2 separate regions of the Homo sapiens genome follow, and region 2 is linked to region 1. A link is an interaction called in ENCODE POLR2A ChIA-PET data of the cell type or tissue named here. Cell type or tissue: MCF 10A. All regions are shown on one strand.

Region 1 (4,000 bases):
CTGTACTAAAGAAAATTACTGACCAACTCCTAGGCTAAAGTAGTCCTCCTGTCTCAACCTCCGAAGTAGCTAGGACTACAGGTGCACACCACCACACCCACCTAATTTTCTAATTTTTTTGTAGTCGTGGTCTCACTATGTTACCCAAGCTGATCTCAAACTCGGGCCTCAAGCGATCCTCCCAACTTGGCTTCACAAAGCACTGGGATTACAGGCGTGAGACACCATGTCCAGACTCTAAATTTCAATCTTAAATATGAAGCAAACTTAACCAGGTAAAATAATTCACTTTCAGGCACCAATTCCTTCTCACTGTGTTGTGTTCAAATTACCAGTATTTCAAGAGTACATAAACATAACATAGTTTTTTTTTTTTTTAAGAGAGTGTCTCACTTTGTCACCCAGGCTGCAGTGTAGTGGCAGGATCTCGGCCCACTTCAGCCTTGACTTCCCAGGTTCAAGCAATCCTCCTGCCTCAGACCCCCAAGTAGCTGAGACTACAGGCATGCCCCACCATGCCCAGCTTATTTTTGTGTTTTTTGTGGAGATGAGATTTTGCCATGTTGCCCAGGCTGGTCTCAAACTCCTGGACTCAAGTGATCCACCCTACTTGGCCTCCAAAGTGCTAGGATTACAGGCACAAACCACCACGCCCGGCCTAAAAGTTACATTAATTTCTAATTTTTGAAGAATATTTCTAAATTTCTTTAAATTTTAAAAACAGTGAATATTCTTTGTCTTAAAAGAATCTTAATTTTATAGTGTCTGATAACCTTAGAAGTACTTTTGGAATCACATTTAGAATTTTTCTTCAGTGTTTATACATTAATGCATGAGTTATCAAGTTGTATATGGGCCTTACTATATGATTCTCCAATATTTCTTCCCAAACATATATTCACATGCAAGGTATGTTACAAAGAGGCATCTAGACATACATTTTGGGTTTTTTGTTTTGTTTTTTGAGACAGGGTCTTGCTCTTTTGCCCAGTCTGGAGTACAGTGATAAGATCACAGCTCACTACAGCCTTGACCTCCCAGGCTCAAGAGATCCTCCCACTTCAGCCTCCCCAGTAGCTGGTACTACAAGCATGTGCCACTATGCCTGCTAATTTTTTTAAAATGTTTGTAGAGCTGGTGTCTCTCTATGTTGCCCAGGCTGGTCTCAAATTCCTGGTCTCAAGCAATCCTGCTGGCCTCCCAAAGTGTTGGGATTACAGGCAAGAGCCACAGAGCCTGACATAGACATACAAATATATACATTTTGTATACATTTATAGCTAATTAATTTTAGGAAGTACTGGCATCCTTTTCACTCAACCAGAAGCCAGTGATAACATAGTAACGTCTTAATACATTAAGGAATAACAAGCCAGGCGCATAATTCCAGCACCTCTGGAGGTCGAGGTGGGCAAATCTCCTGAGGTCAGGAGTTCGAGATCAGCCTGGCCAACATGGGAAAATCCCGTCTCTACTAAAAATACAAAAATTAGCTGGTCGTGGTGGCATGTGCCTGTAATCCCAGCTACTCAGAAGGCTGAGGCACAAGAATCACTTGAACCCGGGAGGCAGAGGCTGCAGTGCGCCAAGATCATGCCACTGTACTCCAGCCTGGGTGACAGAGTAAGACTCTGTCTCAAAAAAAAAAAAAAAAAAATTAAGGAATAGCAATGACAGTGTGGAAGAGGGGAGTTGTAGAATGAGAAGGGTAGACCTAGGTTCTGGGTTCAGTAAGTTTAGATGGAGCATTGAACAAAATGCAAGTTGATTTCCTTATCTACAAAGTGGAAAAGTAGCTACCCAAGGTCATTTTCACCACTGGAGGTATGAGCTTATACATCTTTTTTTTTTTTTCAAGACTGGGTCTCTATCCTCCTGCCTCAGCCTCCAGATTAGCTAGCACCAGAGGCATGTGCCACCATGCCCAGCTAGTGTTTTATAGAGACAAGAGTCTTGCTTTGTTGCCCAGGTTGGCCTCAAACTCCTGGCCTCAGGTGATCCTCCCCCTTCAGCCTCCCAAAGCGTTGTTACACATCTTTTAAGTAAGAAGATAATGCTGTAAATAAGTTATATTGGACAGTCACCACATTGCTTCTAGGACTGTATTAGAATACTTATAGACGTTGAGTTCAACGTCCCTCAGGTTACATAAGAGCATTAATTATATTCTGTTTTTGCATTAACTCAACTACACTTTGATCAAAGTCCTATTGCCATTAGTTATAATTTGTTGAATGGCTGAACTTGGTATATTTATCAGGACTTCTGGTTGTAGGATAGCGAGAAATTCAGACTAGCTTAAGAAAAAACTGAATATATTAACTTGTAATTCCAGGAATAAAATATATTAAACACATCTGAATCCAGGAATCCAAATAATGCCCCGAGGACATACTCTTTTAGTGCTTCATCTTACCCTTTTTTATATTGGCCTTATTCTTTCATATTAGCCTTACTTTTTCATGTTAGATGGACCAGGAAAGATGACCCCTTTTATAGTTGAAGGATGACATACCACCTAGAGTCCCAAATCACCTTTTTTTTTTGGAGTCAAGGTCTGGCTCTGTCACCCAGGCTGGAGGAAAATGGTGCGATCTCTGCTCATTGCAACCTCCACCATCTCACAGGCTCAAACCATCCTCCCACCTCAGCCTCCCAAGTAGCTGGGACTACAGGCATGTGCCACCACACCAGCTAATTTTTGTATTTTTGGTAGAGATGGGGTTTTGCCATGTTGCTCAGGCTGGTCCTGAACCCCTGGCCTCAAGCAATCTTCCCTCCTGGCCTCCCAAAGTGTTAAGATTACAGGCATGAGCCACTGCACCTGGTGCCAAAATCACTTCTTAAGAGAGATTGTGATTGGCCAATACCTGGGTCATATTTTATACCACTTAAAATGGGTTTCTCAATAGAAAGAGTTCTGTTTCCAGAAAGGACAAAGTGATTACTACAGTCTTGCTATTTCAAGTGATGTCTAAACCAGCAGCAATGGCATCCCGCAGAAGCTCATTAGAAAAATCGACTATCAAGATCTACCCTAGAACACTGACCCACATGACCCAGGTGACATTTTTGAGATAGAACTTCGTAACTACTGAAATAGTAGGCAGTTATACCTTCAGAATTTTTTTTTTTTTTTTTTTTTTTTTTGAGACAGAGTCTCACTCTGTTGACCAGGCTGGAGTGCAGTGGCACAATCTCGGCTCACTGCAACCTCTGCCTCCTGGGTTCAAGTGATTCTCCTGCCTCAGCCTCCGAGTAGCTGAGATTAGAAGTGCGCAACACCACGCCTGGCTAATTTTTGGATTTTTAGTAGACACAGGTTTTCGCCATGTTGGCCAGGCTGGTTTCAAATTCCTGACCTCAGGTGATCTGCCCACCTCGGCCTCCCAAAGTGCTGGGATTAAAAGCGTGAGCCACTGCGCCCAGCCTTACCTTTGGAATTTTTATGTCAGTAATCAACATTTCTCAAAACTTCCATTACAAAATAATGACATAATTCTACCTCTTCATTTTTTGATATCAAAGTCAATACAGAAGGGAGACAAATGTTTCCAACTAGACAAAAACTTTATTAATATAGTTTATTTTGACTTTTGAGAAATATAATCTGCAATATTTTAACAAAAAATAACAGAAAAATAATGGGGAAATGAAATAAATGAATGAATATGGAAGGATCACTGCAAATCCAAGACAACTAGTGGTTTGAAAATCCAAAGGTATGTCTACCTGGAAATGGAACCAGTATCACTCTATTTGACTGTTAGACAGCATAAAGTTAAACATATAAGGAAAAAAAATTTTTTGAACCACCTTCGCAATACCAACTTAAATATATGATATCAAGATAGTATATCTTGACATAGCAAAAAAGCAATAAAGTTGCTTTGGAATAGTTTCTAGCATTTACATGTCAAAAATATTTATCCTAAGGTAATTCAAGAAAACAAATGTTTACGATGTTTATATTACAAATCTCTAATACAGCATAGCTAAT
Region 2 (4,000 bases), 240 kb after region 1:
AAAACACCCACAAGTATGCATTGATTTCTTAGAACAGAGAAAATTAAGTATTTTGAACCGAGGTTTTTCCTAGCTTAGGCTGATTACCATTTTTCCTCATTTACACTACGGCTTTTGGCTTTAATTACAGAGGTACTGTTTCATTTTTCCAACATTAAAGAATCTTTGCCTCACTGTATTCTATAATAATCCTCCAGGAACTTAAAAAGAGCATTTATTTCCCAGTGAATCCTGTCCTGCCTGATTTGCCTGAGAGTGAACAATGATGATGATTCAAGTGCTAAGTATTGGGAACACAGGATAGACCATTCTGGAATTAATGTGGCCATTATTAGCTTGCTGCAAGGACAGTAGAATTACCTGCCCCCTCCCCCTGCCACCCATGCTATTACTATTTTTTCCAGGGTGTGTATGGGGATGGTGGTGGTAGAGAAGTCATTTGAATTTAGGATGTGCCAACATAAGTCAACATGTTGGAAAGGTACAATAAGCCTTTCATTTTTCTTAGCATTCATCCAAGTATTTATTCATCCAGGGATCCATTCAATCATTAAACATTTACTGAGAACAAGCATTGTTAGGGTTGGAACACAGAGGTTAAACGCATAGCACCTGTCTTCAAGTGGCTAGTTCAGTGAGGGAAAGACAAAAATAATTACATTACAGATGTTTCTAGACTTATGATGGGGCTACATCTCAATAAACCCATTTTTAGTTGAAAATATTGTAAATCCAAATGCATTTGCTACTCTGATAAACCCATCATAAAGTTGAAAAATCTTAAGTCATTCTAAGTCAGGGACTGTCTATACATAAATGCTGCGATAAGGGGAAAATATTATATTGCAGGAGTTCAGAGACAATAAATCTAGGGGTAATTGGGGCCCAAGAGAGAAGCTCCCTTGAAAGATTTGACTTTGGAGAGTTTAAAAAGACAAGCAGAAAGCTAGGCAGGAGGCAGAGAGAGGGAGGGGAGGGCATTGGGAGACAGGTTGCAAGCAGATCAGACAACATGTCCAAAGGCTTGCTTTCTTTCATTTTGCTTTTGAGGACAAGGCTGTTGATTGTTTAAAATTAAAATACTAACCAGAGCGATTAGATTTAACACAAAGAGGCACACTTCCAGGGAACATAATAAACTCTGAAGACTTGTAAAACTAGCACACCTCTAGTGAGTTCAAGAAGCAGAGTGACTTTATTTTGGAAAGGGTTAACAAGCTTGTTTAGGTTATGAATCAACAGCACTGCTGGTCTGTTGAATTTGAAAACATCCCAAATTTGTATTATGAAAACAGAGGAGAATTAAAATGGTTCAGGGCAAGTACTGGTGTCTCTATAAAGGCAGCTTCCTAATTTCTTATCCTGGATTTAAGCTGTCACTAAGATCTTCCTTTTGCTTTGTCTACTGTATGATTATATGGACTGTTTATCCAGCTGAAGAAATATGTCTCTAAGACATAAAGTCTTTAAGTGATCCCTTTTGTAATAACCCAAATCTCTAGTAAGATTTTTTTTTTTTTTTTTTGGTGAGACTGGGTTTAGCTCCTTTACCAAGACAGGAGTGCAGTGGCAGGATCAGAGCTAACTGTAGCCTTGAATTACTGGGCTCAAGGGATCTTCCTGCCTCAGCCTCTGGAGTAGCTGGGACTATAGGCACACTACCATGCCTAGTTAATTTTTAAATTTTTTGTAGAGACAACATGTCACTGTGTTGCCCAGGTGGGTCTCAAACTCCTGGCCTCAAGCAATCTGCCCACATCAGCCTCCCAAAGGGTTAGGATTACAGGCATGAGCCACTAGGCCAGCCAGATTTCTATTATTTGACAAATATGAAGTCTCAAATGTCTTGTGGGATGCCTGCAGAGTATTCAAGGGATAATAGCAACTAGCCCTGACTAGGGATGGACTCCCATACTGGTAATGGCTTGTTCTTCTCTGACCTAAGGCAGATTACAAAGAGTCTGGTACAGCACCTACCAGCAAGCGCAAAGGTGCTCTTTGTTCAGGTTGTTGGGAAGTGCAATCAGGTGACCTTGTGTATTATTTGGTTACCGTAATTCTGGAAACAAGGAACTGTAGTCTATAGAACAGACACCTGGCTGTTCTGCAAGGCTGGATGCCTGTCTTCAGATGTTAGAAAATCAAAAACTTTATAATATGGGTATGCTGCTTGCTGCCTCCGAGAGAGGCACATCCATTCAAACACCAGGCATATCTGCTGTTGCTTCTGCCCTTCCTAAATCCACAATCTCCCTACAGAAGTGGTCCACAAATGACAGAGCCATTTCACAGACAAATCCTGTTTCCAGTGCAATGCTGCAAACATAGATTAAGTCATAACTTGGAACCCTTCCACTGAGAAAACTTACAAGAAGCAAAGCAACTTTTTAAAGCATAGCAAAATAAACATTTGCTCCATGACTTACTGAATTTGGCACATGAAAAATATGCACTTCCAGTAAACTTGGTGATTTAACTGAGGTACCGGCTTTACCTTCCTGGTTGCTCAAGGCCACCAGACTGCTCTGGGGGGCTGACCTCATTTCTACTTCTACCCTCTTCACTAAGTCTATTATTTGAGGCAAAGCATGTAACCTTTAGCTATTTTAGCTCCTCTAAGTGGGGCAATGCTGCTGGCTTTTACCATAGTCTTAGGAAAAATGTTGAATAATTATATTCTTTTCATGTAAACATTGTTTTGGTAGAACACACTGGAAAATTATGAAGCATCTAAATAATTTGAAAATGTCAGTTTGGGTTGAGGTGTTAACACCGGTTAGTCATCTAAAGAGATTTCCCTACATTGAGAGAATTTGTGGAAGGGGAGTGGAGGCATTGGAAATTTCAAATAAGAGATTTAATTCAACAAGAATTTACTGGGAACTCTGTGCCAGCTCTGTAATTAAGCTTTACAGGCAGTACAAAAGAACCAAGAGAGTGGGTCTTCAGGGAACTGGTTAGGGAACTGCCCCAGGCAATGTATGATGAGGTGCCAAATGAGTGAAAATATGGAATGCAATGAGGTGGGGGTTGCATCAGAAGATGTTACTATAAACTAGAGTGGGCATGGAAAGCTTCAAGGAAGTAGTCCATTTAAAGCTGGATTCCAAAGAAAGGTAAGGTTTGAAACATTTAAAAAGGAAAACAGAACTACAGATGGATATAGCATGGTAGAAGGAAGACGACAATGAAATAAGATCCCTCTGTATCAAATATGAACATAATCACTGCATGTGTTCATTTCATCTGATATACCTCAAAATAGTGCTTTCTAAGCTCTGTTGATCTGGTTACCAATGAAAAGCTCTAGCACAAAATGCATTCACTCAAAATAAATTTGGAGAATTATTTAAGGCCGTGCAACTCTTCTCCTTTATTCCTTTGAAAAAAATAATAAAGCTACCCTTTACTGAGTGTTTACTGTGTGGCAAGCACTGGGCTAAGCATATTATGTGTTATTTCATTTACTGGGATTTAGGGATGGCACTCTAACTGGAATTCAAACTTAGGCCTGTCTGATTCCAAGTCTAACTCTATGCTGTGATTTGCCCAAGACTAGTGTCGCCTGGATTCTCTATGGACCTTAGGGATTGTCAATGTACTTTCAGGGATCAGGCAACAGCTCTGTGCTGTGATGCTCCAGACTGTAGCTCTCACTGTATCTTCCAAGTATATTCCTGGCCCTTTCAAGGAAGTAATAGTAATAGCTACTTTTGGGGGGAAATGATATTATAATGCATGACCTACCCAAAGTGAATGAAATGCACTTTTAGAGACCACTGTTTGTACGCCATGTCAGCAGCAGAGTTTAAAAGACTCTCGTACAAGTTTAGGGGATGTCAACCTCTGTGCTTCTCCACTCTCATCCATTCAGGGGAGGCAAGTCCTGAGTGTTGAGAATACATGCAATAGGAAGACGAAAGAAAGGCAGTGTGTGACTTCCCCTCTGTCCACTCTGCTGGCTTTACTGCAGATAGTCTTGAAGATCCTGGACTGAAAA

Evidence for each region. Peaks named below come from ENCODE experiments on the same cell type or tissue, not always from the same donor. Only the 100,000 strongest peaks of a DNase experiment are listed, where the experiment ranks them.
Region 2: POLR2A ChIA-PET joins it to region 1 with 5 read pairs; 4 of 35 experiments call an interaction of 5 or more read pairs at or near these places.

The regions. Positions count from the first base shown.
Region 1 is chr5:91,364,606-91,368,605 of GRCh38, reverse strand. No RefSeq gene overlaps it. Among named protein-coding and RNA genes, the nearest start is that of ARRDC3-AS1, 14 kb to the left of the region's middle. In MCF 10A, no CTCF peak of the experiment used is centred here; no DNase peak of the experiment used is centred here.
Region 2 is chr5:91,125,066-91,129,065 of GRCh38, reverse strand. The region is part of intron 87 of ADGRV1 (adhesion G protein-coupled receptor V1); the gene reads right to left. Among named protein-coding and RNA genes, the nearest start is that of LUCAT1, 190 kb to the left of the region's middle. In MCF 10A, no CTCF peak of the experiment used is centred here; a DNase peak (open chromatin) is centred at 2,385.